2 separate regions of the Homo sapiens genome follow, and region 2 is linked to region 1. A link is an interaction called in ENCODE POLR2A ChIA-PET data of the cell type or tissue named here. Cell type or tissue: CD4-positive, alpha-beta T cell. All regions are shown on one strand. Each heading gives the region's core, and the rest is flanking DNA. Links, peaks and the distances in the headings are about the cores only.

What was found. Peaks named below come from ENCODE experiments on the same cell type or tissue, not always from the same donor. Only the 100,000 strongest peaks of a DNase experiment are listed, where the experiment ranks them.
Region 2: POLR2A ChIA-PET joins it to region 1 with 10 read pairs; 12 of 35 experiments call an interaction of 5 or more read pairs at or near these places.

Annotation. Positions count from the first base shown.
Region 1 is chr20:36,641,502-36,649,494 of GRCh38, forward strand. It overlaps SLA2 (Src like adaptor 2), which reads right to left and starts at 4,695. Exons shown (of 8, transcript NM_032214.4): 1 at 4,336-4,695. RefSeq lists an enhancer at 1,328-1,998. In CD4-positive, alpha-beta T cell, for the core only: no CTCF peak of the experiment used is centred there; DNase peaks (open chromatin) are centred at 3,320 and 4,730; H3K4me3 peaks cover 1,768 bases; H3K27ac peaks cover 2,091 bases.
Region 2 is chr20:36,729,602-36,737,594 of GRCh38, forward strand. The region is part of intron 1 of NDRG3 (NDRG family member 3); the gene reads right to left. Among named protein-coding and RNA genes, the nearest start is that of NDRG3, 12 kb to the right of the region's middle. In CD4-positive, alpha-beta T cell, for the core only: no CTCF peak of the experiment used is centred there; DNase peaks (open chromatin) are centred at 3,760 and 4,240; H3K4me3 peaks cover 789 bases; H3K27ac peaks cover 2,003 bases.

The sequences.
Region 1 (7,993 bases), core at 3,252-5,751:
GACCAGGCTCCAGCCTCTCTGCCAGCCTCTGAAGGCTTCCTGCACATTGGACGCTGTTTTCTCCACATCTCATCTTTTTTATGCCACAACAGGCTCAACTTTTTCTTTCTGGGCCTCTGCTTGGGTCCCTCCGATGGGCAGTCATGCCCTCTCCTCTCCTTCAGTCCTGTTTGGATCCCATTCTTCCTTCCCCAGGAAGCCTCCCAGCCCCTAGCCTTTGTTGATCACTCCTTTGAATTCCTATGGCTCACTTAGAACCCTTTCTCTGACCCGGGATCACACTTGGCTACTGGGTGGCAGGGGACAATGACAGGACAGTGAGCTTCCTCCAGGCATACCAGGAACTGTGGCTTGGATCAGAGGTCTGCAAGGAGGGCTGGGTGTGGTGGCTCATGCCTGTAATCCCAGCACTTTGGGAGGCTGAGGCAGGTGGATGACCTGAGGTCAGGAGTTCAAGACCAAGACCAGCCTGATCAATATGGTGAAACCTCATCTCCACTAAAAATACAAAGATTAGCTGGGCGTGGTGGTGTGTACCTGTAGTCCCAGCTACTCAGGTGGGAGGCTGAGACAGGAGAATTGCTTGAACCTGGGAGGCAGAGGTTGCAATGAGCCAAGATCAAGTCACTGCACTCCAGCCTGGGTGACAGAGGGAGACTCCCTCTCAAAAAAAAAAAAAAAAAAAAAAAAAAAAAAGGACCGTGGGTTGTATGATGCAGTGATGACTTGCAAGGCTTTAGGGGACTGACTGTTGAGCCACTTCCCCTCTCTGTGCCTCCTTTTCCTCATCTGAAAAATGGGGATAACAACACTCAACATACAGGTCCGAGAGATAACGCACATGAAAACCCTGACCAGCCCCCTGTTTCCTTTACCACGTCCTGAATGTCAGTTCATCAGCGGCCTCTCCTGGGAGCCTCCCCAGGAGGTGTCACTCCGTCACCCAGGCTAGAGTGTAGTGGTGTAGTCCTAGCTCATTGCACCCTTGAACTCCTGGGTTCAGGGGATCCTCCCACCTCAGCCTCCCAAGTAGCTGGGATTACAGACATTAGCCACCACATCCAGCCTCTTTGCAAATTTTGTTTTGTTTTGTTTTTTTAATACAGAGAGTTTCACTCTTGTTGCCCAGGCTGGAGTGCAATAGCACGATCTCAGTTCACTGCAACTTCCGCCTCCTGGGTTCAAGCGATTCTCCTGCCTCAGCCTCCCGAGTAGCTGGGATTACAGGCATGCACCACCACGCCTGGCCGATTTTGTATTTTTAGTAGAGATGGGGTCTCCCCATATTGGTCAGGCTGGTCTTGAACTCCCGACCTCAGGCGATCCGCCCTCCTCGGTCTGCCAAAGTGCTGGGATTACAGGCATGAGCCACCGCACCCGGTCCTTTTTTCTTAAGTTACGGGCTCATGCCATGTTGCCCAGGCTGTTCTTGAACTCCTGGGCTCCACCAATCCTCCCACCTCAGCTTCCCAAAATCCTGGGATTACAGGTGTGAGCCATGGGACCCAGCCTCCCTTGGGAAGTTTTCATCATTCATTTGAGAGTTTACTTGTTTAATCTGCCACTATCCTGTAACTGCATGAGGACAAAGACTTCTTTTGTTTGCCTATTACTCAGCATTTAGTGAGGCATCACAGAAAGCACTCAGCACACATTAACTAAATGAGACTGTTAGCTCTTCAGACAGGTAGGTGTCTTATCGTTAGAATAGTTTAAATCCCCGGATTTCCAGGGTAGTGCTGATTTTTCCAAACACTATTTTAAAGTGTTTGGGGAGTGGGAGGCGGAGCTTTGTCTTTCTTTTCAGATGGTTTCATTCTTTTCAGTAGGGACAAGGCACAGTTACACAATTGGCCCAGTTCAGCTGATATTCATGGAGCTTCTGCTCTGTGTCAGGCACCTGCCAAGGACTGGTGGTCCCTGGAGGGGAACCCATGCACCTTACTCTGGAGGAGATCACTGAATGGGGTGGTGACAGAGTGGGCTCATTCCTTGCCTTTGAACCCCACACTGCCTGGATGAGGACGGGCGTCCATCAATATCATGGAGTGATTTCTGTGGCGTCCTGGACCAGTCCTGTCTGGGGAGTAAAGATCCTACCTTAGAGCATGGAACAGCCCTCTCTGTTCTTCAGTCTCATGTTGTTGACATGGGAATAACAATACCTGGGCCGGGCGCGGTGGCTCATGCCTGTAATCCCAGCACTTTGGGAGGCCGAGGTGGGCAGATCACATGAGGTCAGGAGTTTGAGACCAGCCTGGCCAACATGGTGAAACCCTGTCTTTACTAAAAATACAAAAATGAGCCGGGTGTGGTGGTGGGTACCTGTAATCCCAGCTACTCGGGAGACCGAGGCAAAAGAATCACTTGAACCTGGGAGGCAGGGGCTGCAGTGAGCCGAGATTGTGCCACTGCACTGCAGCCTGGGCGACAGAGCGAGACTCTGTACCCCCCTCCCGCCCCAAAAAACCTAATACCTGCTTGCTGCTCCCTCCGTATGGGGAGTTCGGCATTCATCTGGAAGGGAGCTCTTGAACACAGAATGGGCATATGGCATGGAAATGGGTCCTGACAGCCACTTCCTGCTCAGCCTTTTAGGATCCTGCAGCCTGGGTACACTGAAATGGTGCTGCTGTTCTTGAGGAGGTTTTTTGTTTTTGTTTTACATTATTGGGGTCTTGCTGTGTTGCCCAGGCTGGTCTTGAACTCCTGGGCTTAAGCGATCCTCCTGGGGAGGATTTTTACAAACCCAAGACCAGGAAACCCCAGGGAGAGAACCTCTGGCTTGGGTAGCATGAGTGCCCACTTGAACCTGGCTGGAGCTGTGTGGCCTCAGGCAAAGCATGCAAGCTTCCCCCGTCTCATCTGTGAACAAGGTGCACTACAGGCGCCACGGGGCTGTGGGGAGAGTTGCAGGAGTCTGGCACAGAGTGGGTGCTCAGTAAGGCTTAGTTTCCTTTCCCCTCCTTCAGGAAGACCACAGTTACCACCTGCAATAAACTGAGAGACTCCTTCCTGCCGCAGGTGGAGCTGGGGGCTGGGCCCAAAGGCAGATGGAGACAGGGGAGCTGTACTCAGGCTGAAAGCCTCCCCAAAGTCTCTGCAGCTCCCTTCACCTGGTCAAGGACTTGGTCAGGTCAAGGCCAATAAGCCCCTGGGGGCAAAATAAAGACCATACAATGGGCCAGCCTAGGAGGAGGCAGAGTATTAGCCGCACATTTTGTAAGACAGCATCAAATCATTAACTCTACAAATTTTTGAAAAACTTACTATGTGCCAGGCACTTTCCGGAGGACATGAGGCATCGGGTGAAAGGAAAAAGTTAGTCAACGGCAGCCGAGATGAGCACGCTGCCCAGAATATTGTGTTTTTTTTTTTTTTTTTTTTTTCAGTATCTCACTTGGGTCCCATTTCAGATACAGTGACCAAGTCCCTGAGAGGACAACCATGTGATTCTGTTCATGTAGCCCATTCGTGCAGGACTGGGCCTGCCATCATGTGTATTTTGTGCTTCTGAAGATCATTTTTCAGCAGTGGGGGTAAGAGTGATGAATTTGGCCAGGCACAGTGGCTCATGCCTGTAATCCCAGCAATTTAGGAGGCTGAGACAGGAGGATTGCTTGAGGCCAGGAGTTCGAGACCAGCCTGGGCAACATAGTGAGAACCCCCACCCCCACCCCCACCACCGCCTGCCATCTCTACAAAAATATAACGAATTAGCTGGGCATGGTGGTACATGCCTGTAGTCTCAGCTACTTGGGAGGCTAAGGCAGGAGGATCACTTGAGCCCAGTGGTTCAAGTCTATAGTTAGTCATAATTACGCCGCTGCACTCCAGCCTGGGTAACAGAATGAGACCCCAACTCAAAAAAAAAAATGAATTTGGATTGAGTTAAAGGGAGACCTCTCCCTCTCTTCCAATTGAGAAATATCACCCCTTTGAGAGTGAGAGTGCACTGTAGGCTCTACAGCTGAAATGTCTTGAGAGATGGTAGCCCTCACGTTCCTGACTTTGGAGTCTGACTGCAGCGCAGAGAGGGGCCCAAAGTCACACAGCAAGTGCGCACCTGAGATGGGACTAGGACGGGCGTGAAGACAAGCTGCACGGAAGAGCGTAAGCTCCAAGAGGAGGTCAAAGGTGGAGCAGGTGAGTCTTGGTTCTTCTGGGACCCCCAGAAACCACCCCTCTTTACAGCCTCAGTAGAACCACTCCCCCTTCTCCTTGAGCTTGTTTTTTTCCCAACAGCAAATAAAGCCCAGTCCCAGTCGGGGCAGGGGAGACCATTCTTCCTCACCTGTCTCCAGGCCATCCAAGAACAAAAGCAAGCATACTTACTGGTTTGTCATCAAAGGCTTGGGAAGACAGCTCTGCTGAGACGCATGCTCTGGCTGGACAGGTTAGGGCTTTGGGGGCCCTTCTGGAAGTCTGCCAGTGTCCTTGGTCCTAGGACACCCAGAACTCTCTCAGCCTGGGAGGATCTTCAGGGAGAGGCTAGGTGTTGGTTTGGGTAGCTCAGCATCTGTCTGCAGTCAGCAGTTTGTACACCAGGGATGGATCAGCTGCCCCATGCTCCTTAGGGATTCTGGACTGGGGAACCCTCCCAAGCACAGCCGAGCCAGGGAGGGAAGGCCCAGGGCCCTTTGAGCTCTGTCACAGAGACACAGGCGTGGGGTCCTTGGAGCTCTAGCTCCGACTGCAGACTCTGTGGTTCTCACAACCACCCGTTTCCTCTGACGGCATCACAGACCGTCGAGGAGCCACCTTCCCCAAGTTCCTGTTTCTAGGGGAGCAGCTGCTGCCTTGTCATGATCGTGGAGCAAAAGGTTTTTCTCTGGCTTTGTGGCTTAGTCTTGTCCAAGGAACACAGGACTGAGGAAAATGAGCCGGAGTTCCCATGCTGGCCTGACCATAATAATCACTCAGCGGGACTTAATTGTAGCAATTTCTGGGATCTCCCAAACTTTCTAAATCCAAGTCTCCAGATAGGGAGCCCAGGAATCTAAATTTTAAACCCTGCAGGAGATTCCCTTGACTGACGAGTGTGGGAAGCACTGCCTTCTCAGCCTTTAATGTGTATAGGAATCACCTGGGGATCTTGTTGCACTGCAGGCTCTGATTCAGAAGGTCTGGGGCAGAGTTCAGTATTTTGCATTTCTAATACGCTCCCAGGTGACCCCCATGTTGCCAGTCTGGGGACCACACTTTGAATAGCAGCAGTATCTGGACAGTGGTCTCCAAGTATGGTCCCTAGACCAGCAGCCTCAGCGGGAATTTGTTAGACATGCAAATTCTCAGGCCGCATCCCAGATCTATGGAATCATACTCTGGAGGTAGGCCCAGCAATCTGTTTTCATGCCTCCAGGTGATTCCGATGCATGCCCAGGCTTGATTTTTTTTTTTTTTTTTTTTTTTTTTTTTTTACAGGGTCTTGCTTTGTCACCCAGGATAGAGTGCAGTGGCACAATCATAGCTTAGTGCAGCCTTGACCCAGGCTCAAGTAATCCTCCCTTCTCAGCCTTGAGTAGCTAGGACTACAGGTGTGCACCAGCACTCCTGGCTAATTTTAAATTTTTTTTGTACAGATGAGGTTTCACTGTGCTGCTCCATCTAATCTCAAACTCCTGGCCTCAATTGTTCCTCCCACTTCCACCTCCCTAAGTGTTGGGATTACAAGCATGAGCCACAGTCCATGCCCAAGCTTGAGAATCACTGGTCTAGGATAAAGAATCTGACTCTGGCTGAATTGTCTTTGATCAGTGTGTTACCTTCAGTCCCACTCTTCATTAAGATTTAACCACACCCTCTCGCTGCTTCCCCATTAGGGGGATTAGTACTCTTGGAGACAAAGGGCCCACTGCACTGAAATGATTCCTGACTCCAGCTCAGCCCATGCAGCCCTTTCTGGGGCCTTGCCAGCTACAGCACTCCTGCTCAGGTTCTCCTTTGATCCTAGGGAAGGCTGGTTTGATTTTTATCCTTGTAGGCACTTGGCACACAGAGCTGAAGGAGCCAGAGTGGAGGCACACTTCTGCAAGAGAGTTCTAATCAGGACGTTAGAATGGGTGACAGCCACTCAGGGATGTGGGCCTTGGCAGGGAGGGACTTGAGCTTGAGCCCACCTTCCCACTCCTGCTGCCATACAACTGTAATGCCCGTCTTCTTATGATACGCACATCTTCAAAACAAGCCTCAAGGTGCAGTTCATGAATGGGGCAGGAAGTAGGGAATCTCTGGTCTCTTCTTAAAAGAATCCCACGGCATAACTCTCCTTTTCTACTTAGGGAGGCACCTAAGAATTACAAAATTTAAAATCCTAGGTCTATCCACTAAGAAATATGCACTGGTGTTCCTCCCTGGCTCCTGGCCAGAGCTGCTAAAACCCTTCTAATTTCCTCGGTGACAGAAGTGTTTTCTGTTCTAATGAGGCAACACTTGGTGGGCTCCTGGATGGGGACTGGTCACTAGAAAGACAAAGCCATCATTATGAGCTTGGGGCTTTCAGTCCCACCTCATCCTCTGGAGTGGGGAGAGGAGCTCGAGATTGAGTTAATAATTGATAATGCTTATGTGATGAAGCTTCCATAAAAATCCCTAAAGTACGAGGTTCAGAGAGTTTCCAGGTTGGTGAACACATCCAACACACCAGAAGGGTGGCACACCCCAACTCCCTGGGACCCCTCCAGACCTTGCTCTATGTATTATTATTATTATTTTTAGACAGATTCTTGCTCTGTTGTCCAGACTGGAGTGGAGTGGCACAATTTAGGCTCACCGCATCCTCTGCCTCCCGGGTTCAAGCAATCCTCTTGCCCCAGCCTCCTGAGTAGCTGGGATTACAGGTGTGCACCACCACGCCCAGCTAATTTTTGTATTTTTAGTAGAGACGGGGTTTCATCATGTTAGCCAGGCTGGTCTCGAACTCCTGACCTCAGGTGATCCACCCGCCTTGGCTTCCCAAAGTGCTGGGATTACAGGCTTGAGCCACTGTGTCCAGCCTCCTACATACTTCTTTATCTGGCCATTTACCTGTATCCTTTATCGTATCCTTTTTTTTTTTTTTTGAGACAGAGTCTTGCTCTGTCACCCAGGCTGGAGTGCAGTGGCGCAATCTCGGCTCACTGCAAGCTCCGCCTCCCGGGTTCATACCATTCTCCTGTCTCAGCCTCCTGAGTAGCTGGGACTACAGGCACCCACCACCACACCCAGCTAACTTTTTGTATTTTTAGTAGAGACGGGGTTTCACCGTGTTAGCCAGGATGGTCTCAATCTCCTGACCTCGTGATCCACCCACCTCGGCCTCCCAAAGTTCTGGGATTACAGGCGTGAGCCACCGTGCCCAGCCTATCGTATCCTTTTTATTTTATTTTTTTCTGTTTCTAGAATACAGACAGGGTCTCACTATATTGCCCAGGCTGGTCTTGAACTCCTGGGCTCAAGCAGTCCTCCTGCCTCCCAAACTGCTGGGATTACAGGTGTGAGCCACTGCACCCAGCCTCATATCCTTTTGAATAATAAACCGGTAAATTCAGTGTTTCCCTGAGTTCCGTGAGCCATCTTAGCGAACTATCAAACCTGAGGGAGGGGGTCTAGTTTGTAGCCAGGTTGGACAGAAGTATGAATAACCTGGGGATCCACTGCTTGCACCTGGCATCTAAAGCAGGGGGCGGTCTTGTGGGCCTGAACCCTTAACCTGTAGGGTCTGTACTAACTCCAGGAAGCTGGTGTGGTAATTTAGGACACCTACTCAGTGTCTGGGGTGTTGGAGAACTGGTTGGTATATGGGAAAAAAGCTCACACATTTGGTCACAGCAGTGTTGGAAGTGTTGAGTGTAGTGGAGGAAACTGTTTCCCATATAGCCACTTACTAGTTTTGTGACCATTTACAAGCTAGTTATCTCTGGACCTGTTTCTGCATCTATAAAATGGGAATAGCATGTATCTCACTGGATCAATAGAAGGAAATTTATAGGAAGGCATTAAGGGCCTGGCCTAT
Region 2 (7,993 bases), core at 2,494-4,993, 87 kb after region 1:
CCTGCAACCTCTGTCTTCCAGGCTCAAGCCATTCTCTTACCTCACCCTTCCAAGTAGCTGGGACCACAGGCACACGCAACCACGCCTGGCTAATTTTTGTACGTTTTGTAGTGTCAGGGTTGCACTTTGTTGCCCAGGCTGGTCTCTAACTCCTGAGCTCAAGCGATCCACCCACGTCAGCCTCCCAAAGTGCTAGAATTACAGGCATGAGCCACCATGCCCAGCCAATTAGCAACAATCTTCAATAGAGATCAGTGAGGATGGGGTAAAGGAAGACTCCATTAATTTGATTTCGTCCTGCCTTCTTCCAAAATTTCAGTAAACTAGATGGAACTTTTATTTTTTATTTTTAAATGTTTTAGGGGCCGGGCACGGTGGCTCACGCCTGTAATCCCAGCACTTTAGGAGGCCAAGGCGGGCAGATCACCTGAGGTCAGGAGTTTGAGACCAGCCTGGCCAACGTGGTGAAACCTAGTGTCTACCAAAAATACAAAAATTAGCCGGGCATGATAGCACGTGCCTGTAATCCCAGCTACTCGGGAGGCAGAAGCAGGAGACGCGCTTGAACCTGGGAGGCAGAGGTTGCAGTGAGGTGAGATTGTGCCACTGCACTCCAGCCCGGGCGACAGAGCGAGACTCTGTCTCCAAAAAAAAAAAAAAATTGTTTTTTTGGAGACAGGGTCTTGCTTTGTCACTCGGCTGGAGTGCAGTGGCACCATCTTAGCTCACTGTAACCTTGAATTCCAATGGTCAAGCAATCCTCCCGCCTCAGCCTCCCAAAGAGCTAAGGACTACAGACATATACCACTATGCCTGGCTAATTTTTGTTTTTTGGTAGAAACAGGTCTTACTATGTTGCCCAGGCTAAGATGCGATTTTTTAAAGACTCAGCAGGTCCAATCAACTAAAATGTGAACATACTGGAGAAACAAAATAGTTTGCAGAAACCTCGCTGAAAGGTAACAAGGGTCTGTCAGGCTCCTGAAATTACGAAATGTGAAAAAAATAAAAAAAAAGGAGGGGGAGCTCTGGGATATAAAGTTGGTAAAAATAGCACAAGGTTGGCCAGGGCACAGTGGCTCATGCCTATAATCCTAGCACTGTGGGAGGCCGAGATGGGAGAATTATTTGAGGCCAGGAGTTCGAGACCAGCCTGGCCAATATGGTAGAACCCCGTCACTATTAACCAAACAAAAATTAGCCAGGCGTGGTGGTAATTCCAGCTACTTGGGAGGCTGAGGCATGAGAATCACTTAAAACTGGGAGGAGGAGGTTGGAGTGAGCCAAGATCGCGCCACTGCACTCCAGCCTGGGCAACAGAGGGAGATGCTGTCTCGAAAAAAAAAAAAAAAGAAAGAAAGAAAAAAAGTAGAACAAGGTCAGAGAAGAGTTAGATTTTGCCAAAGTTTTCAGTTGGGGAGATAAAAGAATTATGGAACAATGAATGGAAATTAGTGAGCTGAGAAAAAGTAACAGAGAAACTGATTTGTTAAAAAGAAAATCAATTTCAGTCAGGAATCCAAGAGAGACCTGAGCACAGGTGGGAGTGAGAATGAGTGAGGTAAGCCTCCAAACGACCACCAAACCAGAGATAAGGAGGTCTGTAGGCCTGGGCTCTTCTGAAGGACAACTCAGTGATGGAAAAGAAAGAACCAGTAAGAGACAAAGAAAAAATGTTCAGAGATGCTAGAGGAAAGGCAGAAATACAATGTCAAAGAATTCAAGGGAGAAGAGAGATTTACACAAAAGTGGAGGAAAACTGTCAAATGCTGAAGAAAAAAGGAGGAGGATGAAGACTATGAAAGGGCCATTAACTTTGGACAGTAAAAGTCAGTGGTGTTAAAATCTAGGAAAAATGAAGTTCAGTTCTCCATGCTGAAAAGCCCATGACTATGTACATCACTTTTTAGAAATATAGAAATTAGGCCAGGCGCGATGGGTCACACCCGTAATCCCAGCACTTTGGGAGGCCGAGGCGAGTGGATCACAAGGTCAGGAGATCGAGACCATCCTGGCTAACATGGTGAAACCCTGTCTCTACTAAAAAAATACAAAAAAATTAGCTGGGCATGGTGGCGGGCACCTGTAGTCCCAGCTACTCGGGAGGCTGAGGCAGGAGAATGGCATGAATCCAGGAGGCAGAGCTTGCAGTGAGCCGAGATCGCACCACTGTGCTCCAGCCTGGGCGACAGAGCAAGACTCCATCTCAAAAAAAAAAAAAGAAAGAAAAGAAATATAGAAGTTAGTTGGCATAGTGGATCAAATCCATAATCCCAGCACTTTGGGAGGTGGGAGGATCACTTGAGTCCAGGAGCTCAAGACCAGCCTGAGCAACACAGTGAGACCCCATCTCTACAAAAAATTAAACAATTAGCAGGGTGTGATGGTATGTGCCTGTAGTATCAGCCACTCAGGAGGCTGAGGTGGGAGGATCACCTAAACCCAGGAGGCTGAGGCTGCAGCGAGCCACGACTGCACCGCTGCAGTCCAGCCTGGGCAACAGAGTGAGACCCTGTCTCAAACTAAATAAATAAATAATAGAAATATAGAATCTAACATTTCTGAATTGAAATGCAAGCAAAAATGTCACCAGGAATCCAGGAGAGACACACACTGGGAGGGGCTTTAAAAGATTAACAAGATCAGTGACTTTCAAGTTTTACAGCAAAACTCCGAAATAGAAAACAGAAAACATGTAGAGGCTTTGGTTGAAGTGGTGGTGAGACCACTAGGGCTCTGCAGAACACCGTTTAAAGCGTGATAATACAGAGTGCAATCCTTTGTTCACTCAGAAAAAAGACACCCAGAGACGCATGGATTCTTCCAGTAATGGAAAGAGCATGTAAGCACATCAGATGTGGATTCTAAACCTAAATGGGCCCCTACATAGCTCAGTGGTGCTGAGCAAAGCATTTTCCCTTTCTGGGCCTCAGTTACCCCATCTGTCAAGGGAAAAGATTGGGCAGGATGACCTTTTTGAGTCCCTGACAGGGCTGGAATTCTGTGATCCTGAAGCTCCCTGTAGAAGTAGTACTTCACATTCCTCCCCACCAGCATGAGCCTTACTACAATCCTAAGCATTTCCCCAGGTATTAGCCTAGTGAGGGTCAACCGCTTGCTGGAGATCACTCAGCAAATAAGCAGGAGGGTACACTTGGCCTGACCCTGGGGACATGAGGGTCTCAGCTTGTATCTCATTCTGCACTGTGTCCATTTAGTCAGATGAAGCTCACTGAGATTTCAAGCACTTAAAAACATTGCTTTGGCGAGGCAAGGTGGCTCATGCCTCTAATCTAGCATTTCGGGAGGCCAAGGAGGGTGGATTGCTTGAGCCCAGGAGTTTGAGACCAGCCCGGGCAACATGGCAAGACCCTGTGTCTATAAAAAATACAAAAATTAGCCGGGTGTGATGACGTGTGCCTGTAGTCCCAGCTAGTCAGGAGGCTGAGGTGGGAAGACTGCTTGAGCCCAGAAGGTGAAGGCTACAGCAAGCTGAGATTAAACCACTGCACTCCAGCCTGGGTGACGGAACACGATCCTGTCTCAAAAAAAAAAAAAAAAAAAAAAAAAATATATATATATATATATATATATATATATATGCACATATAAATTTCTTTGTTAGTTTAATAAAGACAATAAGAACAATAAGAAAGTTATTGGCTTTTGAAACTGCAAGCTGTCTTGTTTTACAGCTTTTTCCCATGACCAAGTTTGGCCTTTGTCAGGCCTTGCCAGGATGTGCTGACACCAGGCCGCTAGCTAGTATTCTAGGGGCGGAGTCAATCACCTTTGATTTTGGCAAGATTGCAGACAGACAACCAAAACAGAATGAAGGTATGGCCGGGCGCGGTGGCTCACGCCTGTAATCCCAGCACTTTGGGAGGCCAAGGCGGGCGGATCACGAGGGCAAGAGATTGAGACCATCCTGGCCAACATGGTGAAACCCCGTCTCTACTAAATATACAAAAAATTAGCCGGGAGAGGTTGCAGGTGCCTGTAGTCCAGCTACTCGGCAGGCTGAGGCAGAGCTTGCAGTGAGCCGAGATCACGCCACTACACTCTAGCCTGGGTGACAGAGCGAGACTCCATCTCAAAAAAAAAATAAAAAAAAATAAAAAACACACAGAATGACGGCAACAAACAAAGGGGGCATACTGGAGAGAATAATCTGGAAAGGGTCAGCTGGAGCTGGTGCTGAAGCAGTTATGGTTAGAAAGCCACAGGAAGTGGCCACGGGACTGGCTGGGAAGGCAGTCAGCAGAGCTCCTAAGCAAACAGATTCACATCCTCTCTCTTTATACCTTTGAACAGTGGCTATATGAGTAATCATTACAGCACTTTCCAATCTACAGAGCACCTTCACATTTAACATCTCACTGGATTATTATGATGGCACCGTGAGCTAAAACACTGAGGCACTGGCATCATGGCTACCAACAGACATGAAGAAACTGAGGCTGAAAGAGGTGACATGCCTGGGCACGGTGGCTCACGCCTGTAATCCCAGCACTTTGGGAGGCCAAGGCAGGCGGATCACCTTTGCAGTGAGCTGAGATCGTGCCATTGCACTCCAGCCTGAGTGACAGAGCGAGACTCCGTCTCAAAAAAAAAAAAAGAGGTGACATGGACTGACCAAAATACCACAACTAATAAATGGCACAGCTGGAACTGAAACCCAGGTCTTCCGATCCCAAATGCTCATTTTATGCCCTAAATCACACTTTCTCCCAGGTCATCACAGATGAAAAGACTGAGAGTGAAAAGAAGAGAAATTCAGAATTGAGAAGACTGCCTCACCACACCCACTCCGCACTGAACATGTCTTTATCTCTGCTTAAGCAGTTAGGATTAGGCCACAGGCTCTAGGATTAAGCCCTGATATGTAGTGAATAACAAGAAAGCACAGATGGGGGACTGGAATTAGTCTTTACCTATTAATTCAATTAAATAGGGGAGATAAGGTCTATAAACAAATTGTTACAGTTCGAGGCAGTATACATAGAAGCTTATGAACTGGACAAACTCAAAGGCAGTTTCTCAACCTTGGCACAACTGACATTTTAGGCCAGATGATTTTTTGTTGTGGGAGGTCTGTTCTATGCATTGCAGAATGTGTAGCAGCATCCCTGGCCTCCAATACTAGATGACAGTGGCACACTCCCCCAACAGCTGTGACAGCCAAACATGTCTCCAGATAATGCCAAATGTCCTCTTTGGGGCAAAATCACTCCCAATTGAGAAGCACTGCTCTAAGGGTTACAGAGGTTTAGGGCATAATCGAGTCACTGCAGCTTGTGGGTGCTGGGAAGAAGTTTCATGGAGGAGGTAATATCTGAACTGCACCTTGAGAAATAGATAAAATTCCTGTAAATGAGAATAAGAATAAAAGAGGAAATTCCAGAAAGGGAGGATAACTTAAAGGCAAGGAGATGAGAAAGCACAAGGTCTGCTGGAAATAGGAAATAAGGGTAAAAATGACAGCTGGAGGCTGGTCATGGATAGCTATCCATCAACTAATATTTACAAGATATACATACATAATGACATAGCCAACAATACACCATATCACACGTTTAACAGTATACAAGTCACCCCAGTGGCACATGTTGAGCATCTCTAATCTGAAAATCCAAAATCCGAAGTGCTTCAAAATCCAAAACTTTTTGAGCACTGACATGACGCTCAGACTAAATGCTCATTGGAGCACTCGGATTTTAGATTTTCAGATTAGGGATGCTCAACTGGTAAGTATAATTCAAATATTCCAAAATTGGAAAAAATCCAAAACCTGAAACACTTCTGGTCCCAAGCATTTTGGATAAGGGATACTCAACCTGTATTTCCATGTGTCCCACTCTCTGAAGGATTGAATGCTGCTTGAGTTATCATGTTTACATTGCAGCTAGTGTTTGGAACATACACTCAGAGCTAATGAAGCTCAAAACCAATGCAGAGGCAGGAGAAATAACTAAGGATTAGGATGGTCAGGAGTTTCCCAAGGGAAGGGAGAATGATGGGCCCTAAAGGGATATGTTTTGAACAGGGGAAGGGAGGAGGGACATACAGGTGAGGACATCAGGGTTGGGAAAGAAAGAATTAAAGACAATACACTCAGGCAGGGCACCTGTAATCCCAGCACTTTGGGAGGCTGAGGTGGGAGGATCACTTGAGGTCAGAAGTTCAAGATCAGCCTGGCCAACAAAGTGAAACCCCATTTCCACTAATAATACAAAAATTAGCTGAGCATGATGGCGCATGCCTTAATCCCAGCTCAGGAGGCTGAGGCTTGAACCCAGGGGGTGGAGGTTGCAGTGAGCCGAGATTGCACCATTGCACTCCAGCCTGGGCAGAGCGAGGCCCTGTCTCAAAAAAAAAAAAAAAAAAAAAAAGACAATACATTCAGGAGACACCAAGAACAATATAGCTGGGAAAGAAGACAAGCTGCAGAAGTAGCCTAGGTCAGAATGCAGAGCACCTGAGCTGGACTTTACTACACAGACAACCCCTGAAGGTTTCTGAGGAGCAGAATGACACAGAAGCTTAACTTTTTTCAGTTGTTTAAAACTTGGTCATGTTGTCCACGTAGTTATCTTAGCTACACTTAAACCTGGGAAGCAGTGAAGATTATCAATGACTCAGCCCCAACCTTAAAGATCCAATTTAATTGGGCTAACGTAGGGCCTGAGTATTGTTTTTAAAGCTTCACAGGTAATTCTTACATGCAGCTAGGGCTAAGAACCACTGGTTTACAGTAATGCCCTCATTCTCCAATGAGAAAAGAGGCCCAGAAAATTTAAGTGATTTCTGAATTCACACAGCCAGCTAGGTGTGGAGCTGGAACTAGCATGCGGATTCCTAGCTCAGCTCTGAAAGAGATCCCAGAGTACTGGGCTAAATTCCATACTTCAGTCTAGAAGATGCACAATTATCTGATGACTTGGCTCTTAAGTTTCCTCAGGGTTAAAGGCTGAATTAATCTAATCCTAAAACTATTGACTTAAACATCCCCTCAAGTGTCTACGGTAATGGATGTTGGTTCTACTGCTGTCTCCTGGGGGCCCTTAGGAAAGCAAAGGATCTCAGGAGACTCCCCCAGGAAGCCAGATAAACAAGCCAAACCACCCAGCTCCATGGAAGACTTTTAAAAATGCAGCTGAGATTTTTCACTGCATAAAGGAAAGTCTGGGTACCTCTTCGCCAGAAGAAATTCTCTCAGAGATGCTATCCCCCCTATCTCCATAAGCTAAGGGGTGGGGAAGGATCAAAGGCAGCTACTTAAGTAGCTGATATGCTCACAGATCCTCACTGTAACAGGAAGTACCCCTGCTCATCCTCAGGCCTAGATAAGGGCCATTCACACCCCTCATATTTTCCTGAAAGGAAAAGGGCAGCAACCCCTGCAATAGGCCCACCTTCCTGTTGTGTCACTCCTGGGTTCTGGCAGCAGGTGGTAAATGAGAGGTTTGTAGAGACTGCCAAGCTGGAAATCTGAGTCTGTCTTATATATTAATTCTATCCCTTCCAGGGTCCTGGTATAAATAACTGCTAGAACAAAGCAAGACCCATCTAGGAGCCTTCTTGTTAATCCCAGACACCCATCGGCCAGCGGAAGTTTTAACACAGGAGTCATACTAAAGTAACTCTAAAAGCAGAAGCACAACCCCCTGCCTTCCACTCCTGAAGAAGGCAACTCAGGACACGAGGAAAGCTACCACCAGCAAAGCCCTGGGGTGTGCTCTTAGATGGCTCCAGGTTCCTGCCAGCTGTAAGGCGGAATCCCTAAAAACAATTTGTACTTTAAGGCAGCCTGAGTGAGGTAAAGGACAAACAAGAGCCCTAAAATGCAGTATATAATACTCATACGAGCCAAATTTATTGAGCGCTTAACACTATGCCAGGTACCGTGATAAGCACTTTATGGATTCATTATTTCATTGTGCTTCCCAACATATTTAATCCACCCCATTTTACAGATGAAGAAACTGAAGCT